Regions from separate parts of the Homo sapiens genome. Here region 2 is linked to region 1. A link is an interaction called in ENCODE POLR2A ChIA-PET data of the cell type or tissue named here. Cell type or tissue: OCI-LY7. All regions are shown on one strand.

What was found. ChIA-PET counts read pairs that join two places held together with the same protein. Peaks named below come from ENCODE experiments on the same cell type or tissue, not always from the same donor. Only the 100,000 strongest peaks of a DNase experiment are listed, where the experiment ranks them.
Region 2: POLR2A ChIA-PET joins it to region 1 with 6 read pairs; 4 of 35 experiments call an interaction of 5 or more read pairs at or near these places.

The regions. Positions count from the first base shown.
Region 1 is chr5:157,737,936-157,741,935 of GRCh38, reverse strand. It overlaps THG1L (tRNA-histidine guanylyltransferase 1 like), which reads right to left. Exons shown (of 6, transcript NM_017872.5): 5 at 3,942-4,000; 6 at 487-2,615. The coding sequence ends at 2,454. Among named protein-coding and RNA genes, the nearest start is that of LSM11, 3.8 kb to the left of the region's middle. In OCI-LY7, a CTCF peak has its summit at 1,503 (motif pointing right); a DNase peak (open chromatin) is centred at 1,505.
Region 2 is chr5:157,479,133-157,483,132 of GRCh38, reverse strand. ADAM19 (ADAM metallopeptidase domain 19) reads left to right here. Exons shown (of 23, transcript NM_033274.5): 22 at 1,190-1,342; 23 at 2,131-4,000. The coding sequence ends at 2,184. Among named protein-coding and RNA genes, the nearest start is that of NIPAL4, 21 kb to the right of the region's middle. RefSeq lists an enhancer at 3,696-4,000. In OCI-LY7, no CTCF peak of the experiment used is centred here; a DNase peak (open chromatin) is centred at 1,682; H3K27ac peaks cover 1,605 bases.

The sequences.
Region 1 (4,000 bases):
TGGGCGTGATGGCTCACACCTGTAATCCCAGCACTTTGGGAGGCTGAAGCGGGCGGATCACGAGGTCAGCAGTTCGAGACCAGCCTGGCCAATGTAGTGAAAACCCCCGTCTCTACTAAAAATACAAAAATTAAGCCAGGCATGGTGGTGCGTGTCTGTAGTCCCAGCTACTCAGGAGGCTAAGGCAGGAGAATCACTTGAACCTGAGAGGCAGAGGTTGCAGTGAGCTGACAGAGCGAGACTCCATCTCAAAAAAAAAAAAAAAAAAAAAAAAGATTGTTGAGCTTCAAACCTTTCTGGGGGCTGGGAGGAGCCAAAAATGTGCATTTTAAACAAGCATTCCAAGTAATTTTTTTTTTTGCATCCAGAAGTTTGTGAACCACTGCTATGATGAGGGCATGTGTATCCTAGGCTACCCAGAGATATACACAAAAGTTAGATTTCATATAGTCTATTTGTCTAAGAAAAATAAATGAAAAAGCAGGCCAAAGGAGTTGACATCTTTATTTCTTTCCTCAAAGAGATTTTAGCAATTACCAAACAAGAACCGTATCTCCTCTTTCTGTGGAGTGAGAACAGGAAGGGAAAAAATGGCATCGACAGATGGGTTGTCAATTAGTGAGGGATGAGGCCAGCCATCACCCTTTCAAAAATACATTTTCTTCTTAGATGTAAATTCTGCAGTGCAAGACGAGGGACTGGGACACGGGCTGTCTCTTAATTTTTTTTTTTAAGGCAGTTTTGCTCTGTCACCCAGGCTGGAGTGCAGTGGCATGATTTCAGCTCACTGCAACCTCCACCTACCAGGTTCAAGCAATTATCCTGCTTCAGCCTTCTGAGTAGCTGGTATTGCAGGCACACGCCACCACGCCCAGCTAATTTTTCTATTTTTAGTACAGACTGGGTTTTGCCATGTTGGACGTGCTGGTCTTGGACTCCTGGCCTGAAGTGATCTACCTGCCTCAGCCCCCCAAAGTGCTGGGATTACAGGTGTGAGCCACCATGCCCAGCCATGTCTTTTTTTTTTTTTTTTGAGATGTAGTTTCGCTCGTTGCCCAGGCTGGAGTGCAATGGCACAATCTTGGCTCACCGCAACTTCCGCCTCCTGAGTTCAAATGATTCTCCTGCCTCAACCTCCCAAGTAGCTGGAATCACAGGCATGCACCACCATGCCCAGCTAATTTTTTGTATTTTTAGTAGAGACGGGGGTTTCTCCACGTTGGTCACGCTGGTCTCGAACTCCCGACCTCAGGTGATCTGCCTGCCTGGGCCTCCCAAGGTGCTGGGATTACAGACGTGAGCCACCGCACCCAGCCTCTTAATTCTTAATGGGGCCAAATAATCCTTTCCCTCCGAAATATAAAACCAGGACAAGAGAAAAATGTGAGTTCTCTCACCACCTATTCCCACTACCTTCCCCCTTCAGAGGCCAAGTTTGGCTGCATGTGATGATCCCTGCTGCTCTGTGCTGTTCCTCACCCATCTCCACTGACCCAACAGAAGGTGGCGCTATTAATATTATGCCTCCTCTGACACCTGCTACCTGTCGATTAGCAGAGGATGTTTACCCCTCTGCTCTTGAAATCAAATGTCATTTGTCTGATTACATAGAGGCTATGTGAGAATGTTTTTCAAGAAGTCTAATAGGAAAGTGACTTTTAAAACTGAAATGTCTTGAGTACATGGGGTAAATGTTTCTTCATCCTCATTCACGCATTCTTGTTTCTTTCTCTCATATATACACATAATTCTGTTTCTTCTTAGAAAGAGGTAAATGGCCTTGGCAACTATGCCCCTGGCTAGAAGATGATGATCATGCTGACAACTCCATTAAATCAATCCACAGAATGTGTACGCAAGGACACTGAAGCCACTACTCATTTGTTCAGCCAAAGTTGCCAACTTAGAGACTGGCACAAAGCCCCGAGTTTTCCCTGCAATTCCTGAATTCAGAGGCATCATGCAGGCATTAACCCATATTTATCTTGAGGTCTGCCAAAGACGAATGCAAGTAGATGGGTGGCAGAGGTGAGATTTTCAAAGTCAGTGGGTTTTCTGGTTAAGAACAGGTGGGCGAGAGTTTGGGCTCCTCTTCTCTCATAGATGAAAATAACTGACAGGTTTTTACAAGATTTATGTCACAATCTAAAAATGATTCATTCTCCAAGGCATGGAATAGTTCTTGCTTTATAAAAATAGTACTGCGATTAAAAAAAAAGCACTTCTGCCAAAGGAACCATGTTCCAACACCGCAAACAAGGTGTTCTGCTTAAACAGAGTAAGATACACCACCCCCATCCATCCCTTCCTTCCCTGTTCCCCTCCCAACTTGAGTTGTGTCATTCGCACCAGTGTCCTGGGTGGTAGGGATGCTACAGCCACCTAAGGCAAGGAGCCCTGGGAGGTGGGAGGGCTTGCATGGTTAAGCACACCAGAACTGAAGCGCAAAAGGGTCAGCTGTCTTCATCTAGAATCTCTGGATGTTCCTTCCAGAAAGCATCCCCGATGATATCGCAGTGCAAGGGCACTGGCTTTGTCCTGGTCCGGGTCACTGCCATCTTTTTTCCTTCCATTTCTGTTGGCAGCTTAATTTCTTTTGTCATCACTTCATCCACCTACAGGTAAAAATAAAGTAGTGACATTGTTAAGTCAGGAGTGGGTTTGGGAGAGAAAGGAAAGATGTGGGGATAGCTCACTTTTTATCTTCATATACTTCCGACTGCCAGATTTGAGATATATATAGATATAAATATGTGTATATATATGCGCATATATGTATGTGTGTATATATACATATATATATAAAATCTCAGTATGCATGAAGTTCTTTATAATTAAAAATAGTTTTAAAAAGGTTATGTTATCCGAGCGCGGTGGCTCACGCCTGTAATCTCAGCACTTTGGGAGGCTGAGACATGCAGATCACTTGAGGTCAGGAGTTCGAGACCAGCCTGGCCAACATGGTGAAACTTTGCTTCTACCAAAAATACAAAAATTAGCTGGAAATCCCTTGAACCCAGGACGGGGAGGTTGCAGTGAGCCGAGATGGCACCACTGTACTCCGGCCTGAGCAACAGAGCAAGACTCTGTCTTAAAAAAAAAAAAAAAAAAGGTTATACTATTCTGAAGCAATCTTAGGAACAAAGAAAGGATTCCATGTTCCTCATTAGCAATAACTATAGAATTAAAGGTATTTCTTACCTTCCACCTGCATTAAGAAGTATCCAAGTCTGTACCAAAGAATAAATGTTTTGAACAACTCAAAGAGCTGGAGTTGCCAGTGGAATGACTAGCTCTCAAGGTACTCCTTGGTACTTGAAAACATTCATTTCAGAAAAAAAAAAAACAAAAAAACTTTACATGGAAGGAAATAAATTTAGAGAAATCATTATGCCTAACAGCTGGTACAGAGAGAAAATATTGGTAAAATTAAGGATATAGGTAAATGTACAGACTTATTACAGAATATTAAGCTAAGTATGAATGTCAAGGGAATCTCATGACATTTACGAAAATAACAAACCCTCATATACATTGTCTCTTAGTGCCTCATATTACAGTTGTCATGGGATGGAGAGACCATTTAATGGTATTATCCAGTGTGAAAGTATTTTTTAAGTATTTTATTAATGCACAAATCCTCATATCTGTACTGTATCCTTTTTAAAGGATTTTATCGGATACAGGGACAGCTTACAACACAGAAAAATAAAGGCACTAATTCTAAAATTCTGTAATTCTGCTTATGTATGGGAGATTTCGGACCACTACTGACAAAATGCACATTAAAAATAAGAATCTATGGCCTCTCCTCTTGGAAAGGTTTGCATTAGCAACTGGAGTAACATCAGCATACAGGCAGCAGGGAGGGCACAGCTTGGAATGGGCACAGGCTATCTTTTTTCCTGACTTCCATTTTTCTTTGAACATAACAGCATTACCTTCTGCCATATCAACACAGTCCCTTTCCTATACATCGGCAGCTCATTATTATAGTTGA
Region 2 (4,000 bases), 260 kb after region 1:
ACTGCACCCATCAACCCGTCATCTACATTAGGCATTTCTCCTAATGCTATCCCTCCCCTAGCCCCCCACCACCCAACAGGCCCCAGTATGTAATGTTCCCCTCCCTGTGTCCATGTGTTCTCATTTCATGTTCATCTCCCACTTATGAGTGAGAACATGTGGTGTTTGGTTTTCTGTTCTTGTGTTATTTTGCTGAGAATGATAGTTTCCAGCGTCATCCATGTCCCTGCAAAGGACATGAACTCATCCTTTTTTATGGCTGCATAGTATTCCATGGTGTATATGTGCCACATTTTCTTGATTCAGTCTATCATTGATGGGCATTTGGGTTGGTTCCAAGTCTTTGCTGTTGTGAATAGTGCCACAATAAACATACGTGTACATGTGTCTTTATAGTAGAATGATTTATAATCCTTTGGGTATATATCCAGTAGTGGGATTGCTGGGTCAAATGGTATTTCTAGTTCTAGATCCTCCCTATTTAATAATGGTGCTGGGAAAACTGTCTAGCCATATGCAGAAAGCTGAAACTGGATCCCTTCCTTACACCTTATACAAAAATTAACTCAAGATGGATTAAAGACTTAAACTAAGACCTAAAACCATAAAAACCCTAGAAGAAAACCTAGGCAATACCATTCAGGACATAGGCATGGGCAAAGACTTCATGACTAAAACACCAAAAGCAATGGCAACAAAAGCCAAAATTGACAAATGGGATCTGATTGAACTAAAGAGCTTCTGCACAGCAAAAGAAACTATCATCAGAGTGAACAGGCAACCTACAGAATGGGAGAAGATTTTTGCAATCTATCCATCTGACAGAGGGCTAATATCCCCAATCTACAAAGAACTTAAACAGATTTACAAGAAAAAATCAAACAACCCTATCAAAAAGTGGGTGAAAGATATGAACAGACACTTCTCAAAAGAAGACATTTATGCAGCCAACAAACATATGAAAAAAAGATCATCTTCACTGGTTATTTGTAATTTTAATAGATACTGCCAGCTTGCTCTCCTGACTTCCTCTTGAGAATATAAACACATTATACATACAGTTTCTTTCTAAATGGGACCATACAGTATATAACTTTTATCTATCTGATTTTAACCTGTAAGATATCAGGGATATTTTCTTTCAAACAGGCCTCTGGCCTTCAAGTGAGGCTTATTGCTTTCTCTCCAGGACTTCTCCAGGCCTCGGCCGCCCCAGAAGGCACTCCCGGCAAACCCAGTGCCAGGCCGCAGGAGCCTCCCCAGGCCAGGAGGTGCATCCCCACTGCGGCCCCCTGGTGCTGGCCCTCAGCAGTCCCGGCCTCTGGCAGCACTTGCCCCAAAGGTGAGTCCACGGGAAGCCCTCAAGGTGAAAGCTGGTACCAGAGGGCTCCAGGGGGGCAGGTGTAGAGTTGAGAAAACAAAGCAATTCATGCTTCTTGTGGTCTGGACTGAACTTCCAGAACAAAAGCCAAGGGCAAAACATTCATGTTTCTTGGTGCCCGCTTGACTGTGGAGTTTTGGCTTCATGTGAAAGGTGATTCTTAGAATCCTGAGCTGTGGTGGCTTCAGTCCTGCCCCTGCACCTGACCTGGGGAGGGACCCTGAGCAAGTCCCTCTTGAGTCTGTTTCCTCATTTGTACAGAGGCTATGATGAGCAGTAGTACCAGCCCCATCAGGTTGTTGTGAAGAGCAAGGAAGTGCATTAGTAGAAGCCACCTGGCCTGCGGGAGGCTGTGTACACTTGGCCCCTCCTCGTACTTCTTCTGTGTGGCTGACAGTCTCAGTTTGCCAGTCTTGGCAGTCAGGTCAGAAAGGGATGAGGTGAAGAAGCTGGCTGACCATGCTGTATTCCCACGAGGCATTGAGAAAACTATGGACTGTGCTGCTGCCTTAGCAGGGAAGGGAAGAGGGAGGGGTGGCTGGTCAGCTTGAGATAGGGGCACCTACCACACCCCTTCCTGCAGGGCTGATGGTCTGGGTGAGTGGACACATGGATGGACTTCACAAGAAGCCTTTGTTCTCAGTGGGTGGTCCATCCTTCCTTCTAAAATCGGGAGGATGGCTGCCCCCTTGATCCCATTGATCAGCATCAAGCTGATGTCTCTCTCCCTCCCTTCTTTTTCTTCCCAGTTTCCAGAATACAGATCACAGAGGGCTGGAGGGATGATTAGCTCGAAAATCTAGACCTGTCCAAGGGGCTTCTCCCTTTCCTTGAGCTCTCTGGACACTGCAGAGGACCCATGGCCATGGAACCCTGAAGAAGCATGTCTGGCCGCCTCTGAGCTCCTCCCACCCTCCTCCAGGAACCTCCACATCTCCAAAAATCTCCCTGTTGACTCAGTGCCTCCTCGGCTTCCTTGGAAGCCCAGAGGGACTATGATCTGATGGCCTCTAGGTGTTGTTTTGTGCAATATACAGCCCCAGGTAGGGAGGGGAGAGTATGAGGAGGGTGACTGGCAGCTTCTCCTCCAGACTCCTAGCCCCGAGGTGCTGATGGAGATGCTCAAGGCCAGCAAGCCCCTCAGGCCAGCACTTCGCTTGCAGAAGCCATCCATTCACTCCTGGGGTGCAGGGCACGCAAGAGAGCTTCCCATTGCTTCTGCTCTCCTCAGAGGTCCCGGGCTGGATGGAGGCTGGTACTTACCCACCCCTTTTAGCTTTTAGGGATTAAGGAAGGGTCAAGCCAGCCACTGCTGTGGCCCTGCCCAGGGCTTGGTTGAGGGAACGGCTTCTGGCTGTATGGCTGCATGTGACAAGCCACGTCCCCTCCCACCTCTCCCCAAACCCCTGCATCCCTGTATTCACACGGGTCACTCTGACTCAGACAGGTACTATTCGTAGGCAGTGTAGACAGCAGGAGGAGCACCGGGCTTGGGCTTCCTCTGAGCCGTGATGCCAAAGGTTGCGACTCCTGACTCTGGATAATTTTTAGTTGCTCTTTGTTTTCTCTGCCGCACTTTCCTGGTGCCCCACGCTTTTCTCTCTTCCTTCCCCTCTCATTCTCCCTCTAATGTGTGGTGCTTTGGTGAGCAAACCCTCAGCAGTCCTGACCTTCGGGTGACCAGGTGCTTGTGACCTACAAGTCAGAGTCCTCTCTCACAGTCGGCCACTGGATTTCCCTCACTGGCTCTCAGGAGTGTGACCAGAGTAGACTTGGGGCATGGCCATTGGGGTCATATGTTTATTTTTCATTGTGTTTTGTGACCTCAGCAGGGTGGGGGTCTTCCTCCTTACTCTAAGCTAAATCTAGGTGAGGTTTCCCCTTAGGGAGCCCAGCTATTTACAAAGTACACACGAGGGAGCAGGCTGGTCATTGACTTCGGGCTGGACCGTTGCCCTCTGAGCAGAGAACAGACCCATTTCTGGGAGCTGCCCGAGATCACTGGAGAAGGCAGCCAGCAGCAGCTGCACTGGAACAGTCAGAGCAGGGAGCCTCTTCCTCAACCCAGCTTTTTGTCATTCACTTCCTTTTGTTCTCTCTCTGGTCACTGCCCTTACCTGACCCTCACAGAAAGAGAGCTCTGAGCAGGTGAGGGGGTCTGCGGTGGCTCCTGTCTTCCCTGCAGCAGGGAAGGAGGGCCGTGTGGTGCTTTGCTAGATAGGACGGTTTTTGCAAAGCACCTGGAGATGTTTGCTGGGAGATAGACTCCCACTCCACAAAGGTGCTGGGTGGCTCTCCGGACAGGAGCTGGCCTGACTCTCACTCCTCTGAGGCTTTCCTGGGGCCTCCTCCCATCCTGCCATGAGCAATTGTTTGCTCTTGAAAACCTCACTGCAAGGCTGAGGCTGAGCTTCTGATTCACCACCCCAGGGCCTCCTTATAGTTCTCTGCACACAATAGGTGCTTCTTGGATGTTCTTGGGTTTGGAAATAAGTGGAAAATACGGGATGTACCCCTGGGGGAAAAGCCTGGGTTGGGTTTAGAAAGATCTCAGGAAAATGAGTTTCTCTTCCCTCAGGGTGGCTGTGATACAGGTTCCCCATGTCCTTGCCGTGGGTC